2 separate regions of the Mus musculus genome follow, and region 1 is linked to region 2. Evidence: chromatin loops called from intact Hi-C (ENCODE). Cell type or tissue: left cerebral cortex. All regions are shown on one strand. Links, peaks and the distances in the headings refer to the core of each region. The heading gives the core; the rest is flanking DNA. Region 1 overlaps Gm36722. Region 2 has its middle 35 kb from the start of Gm38995.

Evidence for each region. Peaks named below come from ENCODE experiments on the same cell type or tissue, not always from the same donor. Only the 100,000 strongest peaks of a DNase experiment are listed, where the experiment ranks them.
Region 1: a loop joins it to region 2, with 1.8 times the contacts of the local background. A loop is called at or near these places in 2 of 42 quality-filtered maps.

What each region holds. Positions count from the first base shown.
Region 1 is chr7:36,689,164-36,692,077 of GRCm38, reverse strand. The region is part of intron 1 of Gm36722; the gene reads left to right. Among named protein-coding and RNA genes, the nearest start is that of Tshz3, 7.5 kb to the left of the region's middle. In left cerebral cortex, for the core only: a CTCF peak has its summit at 1,462 (motif pointing left); a DNase peak (open chromatin) is centred at 1,352; H3K4me3 peaks cover 1,080 bases; H3K27ac peaks cover 503 bases.
Region 2 is chr7:37,239,473-37,242,386 of GRCm38, reverse strand. No RefSeq gene overlaps it. Among named protein-coding and RNA genes, the nearest start is that of Gm38995, 35 kb to the right of the region's middle. In left cerebral cortex, for the core only: a CTCF peak has its summit at 1,324 (motif pointing right); a DNase peak (open chromatin) is centred at 1,345.

The DNA.
Region 1 (2,914 bases), core at 248-2,747, 550 kb after region 2:
TCAAGAGCAGAGTTTCCAAGGAAAATGCCCTTTGGTCAGACTCCTACCTTCGGACTTGGGTTCTAAGGGAGAATTTTCTCCAAATCCCCCCTACATCATTGCATGCTCTCGCTCCAACTCCACTGAGTGAAATATATTTATAGAAACCATTTGGACATTTAAAAACCAAACAAAACCTATATTCAAGATAGCTGATGCTGGCCACGTAGAGACTCACCCTTGGCCAAGAGTGAGACTCGCCCCTGGCCAGGAATGGCTACTTCTTTGCTGATGGGGATGTGGGAGATGCCCACCTGCTCCCGCGCGGTGGCGGGAGCTCGCGGATGTTAGTGACCCGGTGCTGGTGTGAACTCGGCTCTTTAGTTCTTCCGCTCTTCGAATAAAGGGGGGACAAGGTCCCATCAGTCAAAACACTGCGTCATTGAGGACCAAATAGAGCCCACCTTCCTAACAAGATGACCTCAATAACTGGATAGGGGAGTTCCCAGACCACGATAAATCTCATTCCCCTTTCTCTCTTCCTACATCGCTCCTCTCTTCTGTCTAACTCAAGATGGTGTTGTGACTGTTCCCACTTCCCAAACAGGGAAGACCAAACGCAGCACTGAATGGGGGCAGGTAAAGAGGGGCAAGGAGCTTTATTCTTTTCTCTTGTATCTGTTTTGAAACTTAGTAAATATCACTTGTATTTGGACCTTTGGGTGCTAGAAGGTCATGGGGTATGAGGCGGCGCGTATGCAAGTGGTATCTGGCCCCAGGGCTCTTCTACCTAGAAGAACTAAAGATCTACGAACACCCTGCACAGACGCTCTTACTAAATTTTGTCTTAGCTGTTGTTTGCCTTCTGTCTCTTGAGCGTTCTTCCTTCTTTTTCCCTTTCTGTTTTTCTGCTCTGTTCTCTCTTTCGAAGAGTCATTCCTTGACCGTCATAAAAATTCTCAGGGCATTCCTTTTGAATCTATGAGTTTTGTTTTGTTTTCTTCCCAAGTGCACCACCCTATGCACTATTTCTGAGGGAACTAAGCAGTTTGCGAGGTTCCTGGCTTTTGGGGTGGAGGGGAGAGGGTGAGAAAAAGGTCAGCCTCTGGTCGACACCTGGTTTAAAACAAAAGAACATGTTAAGAAGTTTCAAAGCTGCCAATAAAACCCTTTAAGTGGCTTGTGATGCACTGCCTAGAGTTCCCGCGATGGCATTGGTAAATGACTCTAATGCCCAAAGAAAAACATTACAAATGCCGCTGTCTGCGCCACCAATCGGGCGCCGCTCTCCAGCGCGGGCGGTGGCTCCTCTCTGGCGCGGAGGGCACCCGCATTTGCATGATAAATTGACCAGACTGGCGGCAGCCAATGAAATATTCAAATTAGGCACGCGGGGGGTGGGAGTGTGGTGAAGTCCCTGGGGCTCCCCCTTTGAGCAGGAGCAGAAACTGGCCTTGCCACCTCTCCTTTAGCGCCCCCCAGAGGCGGGACAAAGCGTGGCCCTTCTGGGAGAGGAGGGTGGGAGAGTTTGGGGGGAAGGGAGGTAACACTCTACAGGTGCTCTTGGGCACTGGAAGGCATTAGGGTTGGCCAAGTGGATTAGGAATGTCTTAGAGCCTCTATCTCTCTTGCACTTAAATCAGCAGGATTGCAGAATCAGATAGAGACTCAGCAATTTAGGGGAGCCCTAGACCCTTTCTAATAATATGGTTGCTGTGTTGGCCCTCTGACCACAGCAGTCTTCCCAATACTAAAATTCTGGAGCAGATAGATCTAAGCTGCCATGAGGGGAAAGATTCCATACCAACAGGTAGGGAAGGTAACCTAGTTTAGAGCTATGTTAGACTCTCAACTTTCATCAGGCCTGAGATTTCACAGGACACCAACTGTGGCTTTGCTCCTGGGAGTGGAGACACAGGCTCTGCCTAGATCTTGGTAGGAGCCTCAGCAGGCAGAACTCATCTGGTCAGGGATATTAAGGGAGAAAGCACCCAGGCTCAAGGCAGCACTCTGAGTATGTACAAATGGGAACTTATAAATTACTAGTCAGTAAATGGAAACCCTACATGGGATATGCCAGAGGATATAAAGGGAACTAGCTTTTAAATAGGGGTACCACTGGTGGCCAGGGACTCTTGGTCTTCTCAGGAACCTAGCGAGCCCATCTTCTGGTCTGGCTCCCGCGTGGGAGACCTGACTCAGTTCATACGAATGTATGGGGGTCTCTCTGCAGTGCCTTCCTACTGTGTGCCAGCCTTAGCCTGAAGGGTAGTACTGTTTCTGTAGTCTGCTATGGAATGATAAGCACTCTCACCCCTCTCCCATCACAAGGCTTAGAGATGGGCCTAGTTGCCCTAGACAACGCTTAATTCCCAGCTCTTTCTCCAGGCCACAAGGGTCTTTAAGAAGTGGCATGAGTCCCCTTAAGCATTTCTCCCCTCGACATGCTAAGCAGAAGTCAGTTAACTACAGCTGTCCTTCCTGGCCACCAACCAAGGAGGCTCTCTGGGAGGGTCAGAGCCTAGCAGAGCCTGGCTCCAGGCTGGCTCGAGAACTGTAAGGACACCAAGCAATAGTCTCGGCTTGCTGTCTTACAGTTTACAATCCCAGCACTCTGAAATCTAAGGTAGGAGGATTCAGAATGTGGGGCTAACCTGAGCTGTAGGCTAACCCAAGGAAAAATATTAGTTGCCGATACAAATATGGGAGAGAGTTGATTTTGATTTTGGATCACTTAGCAGGTTTTATCTGCATGTCCAACACGAGGTGACTAATGCATGGGCTGTTTCTGTCATTCAGGGTCTTAAGGGGTGTTAGCCAAAGAGAGGAGATTTTGATCTTCGGCCCAGTGGGGGGATGCATAATGTAACACAGCTGGTAGCCAAGTTTGGTCCAGATATAAAAGGACATTTTCTCTTACTGCTAGCTTGCATGC
Region 2 (2,914 bases), core at 123-2,622:
GATAAAAAACATAGTGAACATGTGTCTGATTAATTTTTTAAGACAATCAAGATCAAATGTAAAAAAAATATGATTGGAAAGGTTTCAGTGTGACAATAAAAAGACAGAAATCTCAGCACAGGGCATGTGGTGAATCACAAGGACAGAGGATTCACAATCTTTACTACGATATTTATTGTAACTTGGATGACAGTCAATGAACAGGCCTGGGGTGTAAATTGTGAGACAGAGTATGGCCTTAAGGGACCGTGCAGGTGGGAACATTTTGCCCAGGGTGCTATAGGAAGTCCCTAGATACCCACTGCTGAGCTCATAAAGCAAGAGATCACCCTGGACAGCCATTCTTTGTCGCCTGTCATTACAAACAACTGCAGGGCAATCTGCTGGCTTCCTGACAAGCAGAACCGTCCCTCATCTGCCAGCTGACGGTTGGGCCACCATCCCGAGGCCATCGATGGAGCTGTTCAGTGATGGAAAGCCACTTGTCAAAGGAGAGTTTATGACATTAACTCTCAAGTGCTTCCTTGTTGAATTTTATTTTACTTTATTCGATTTATTTTGTTGGGTCCTTTAAAAAGAAAACTTATATTTTTAAGTCCCCAATAAACAATTGGGATCAGAGAATGTGGTTTCTCTTTCTAGCAAAAATACCTCTGACTTTTTGCTTTCTTTTTCTGGCATCAGCTTGGTAAATGTCACAGGGGGATGAGAGGTAAGGCTTCCAGCTGAGTTTGCCACCCTTCTGGAAACTGGGAGATGGTTTGACACTGGGGGGTCATACCATCTGCCAGCACGAATGAGGAAACCCCACGTTCTATTTCTGAGTTTAGGTCACCAAGCACTGTGAAATTCACAGTAGGGACCTATCCTATGACCCACATGCTCAGGATGTCCTCTGAAGCAAGTAACAGAGGGGAAGAACATGACCCTGGTCATCTGTTGTGCTCATAGCTTGATCATCTTACATACACACACACACACACACACACACACACACACACGGGTTTGTGATCCTGGGTTCCTGATTAGGGAAAGATATTTGTCTCCATGGGAGGAAAAGGGCAGATGATATCAGAAAGGCTTGCCCACATGCTCACCATTGTGCTTGTGCTTGGCAACAGGCATTAATTTAAGTAAAAATCTTACTCTAGCTTCCTGGAAGTCTAAGCATGACCAGGGCTCCAGGGTGACTTGCTTCAGGGTAAGTGTGTTAGGATCTGGGGAGAAGGCGACACTCTAATGTGCACCCACTCATTCGTCATCTCTGGCTCAGCCAGCCTTGTCCATGGCGGCCAGCTCATCTCCCATCATTTTACAGCTCCCCACTAGAGGGTATGAGACTCCCATCTGGGCAGGAGATGCCACCAGTTAGTAGCTAAGGGTGACACTATGATAATTACGTACGGACCTTGGCTTCTCTCCTCGACATTCACAGGGGAGGTTGGAATAAGGATGGGAAGGGAAGCCAGAGGAAGGAGGTGGGTGGGAGGACATCAGTGAGCCAGGCCACAGCTCCCAAGTAGAAGGAAGCCAAGTAGTAGGAAGGGCTGAGGCAGATGGTGCCATGGACAGCTCTAGACTCCAGTTCTCTGTGTGTATGTATGTATGCACGCATGTGTGCTACAAGTGTTCATGCATACATGTTTAGGCTCACACATGATACACCATTCATATGGCAGTCAAAAGATAGCTTTTTTTTGGAGTTGGTTCTGCTGTCCACCGTGTTTGGAAGCTGGGTTTCTCATTCCCACCACTGTGTTGTATACTTCAGGCTAGGTGACCCACGAGCTTCCAAGCCATTGTCCCTGTCTCCACCTCCCTCTGAGAATACTGGTATTACAGATGCAGCCAGTGTATCTCATTTTCTAAATTAGTTCCAAGGATCTGAACTCACGTTGTTGTATAGCAAGTGCTTTACCAACCAAGACGTCTACCTCCACAGCTTGTGAGCTGCATTGTTACAACATTTGTAGCTTCTTGCTTTCTCTTATCTGGTTCCAATTCCAGATGAGTGTCTGAGCTTACCCCAAATTTAAGGCTTGTTTGTTTTGATGCATCTTATACCCATAATATGGTGAGAATCTCCTGACAATCTTTGTGATCAAAGGAAGCTCTGACATGTGAAGATTTAATGGCAGGTGTCTAAGCCCACGACACAAAATGCTGTGAGGCCAATGAGATCCCTTTGCCCCGAATGCTGCATGGCTCCCTCCTCTGGAAAACCTTCACTCTTACACTGAAATTAATAGAGAAGAAAGTGGGGAAAAGCCTCGAAGATATGGGCACAGGGGAAAAATTCCTAAACAGAACAGCAATGGCTTGTGCTGTATGATCAAGAATTGACAAATGGGACCTCATAAAATTGCAAAGCTCTGTAAGGCAAAAGACACTGTCAATAAGACAAAAAGGCCACCAACAGATTGGGAAAGGATTTTTACCTATCCTAAATCTGACAGGGGACTAATATACAATATATACAAAGAGCTCAAGAAGCTGGACTCCAGAAATTCAAATAACCCCATTAAAAATGGGGTACAGAGCTAAACAAAGAATTCTCAACTGAGGAATACCAAATGACTGAGAAGCACCTGAAAAAAAATGTTCAACATCCTTAATCATCAGGGAAATGCAAATCAAAACAACACCGAGTTGTTGAGTCTACCCCACACCAGTCAGAATGGCTAAGATCAAAAATTCAGGTGACAACAGATGCTGGCGAGGATGTGGAGAAAGAGGAACACTCCTCCATTGCTGGTGGGATTGCAAGCTTGTACAACCACTCTGGAAGTCAGTTTGGAGGTTCCTCAAAAAATTGGACATAATACTACCAGAAGAACCAGCAATACCTCTCCTGGGCATATATCCAGAAGATGCCCCAACTGGTAATAAGAACACATGCTCCACTATGTTCATA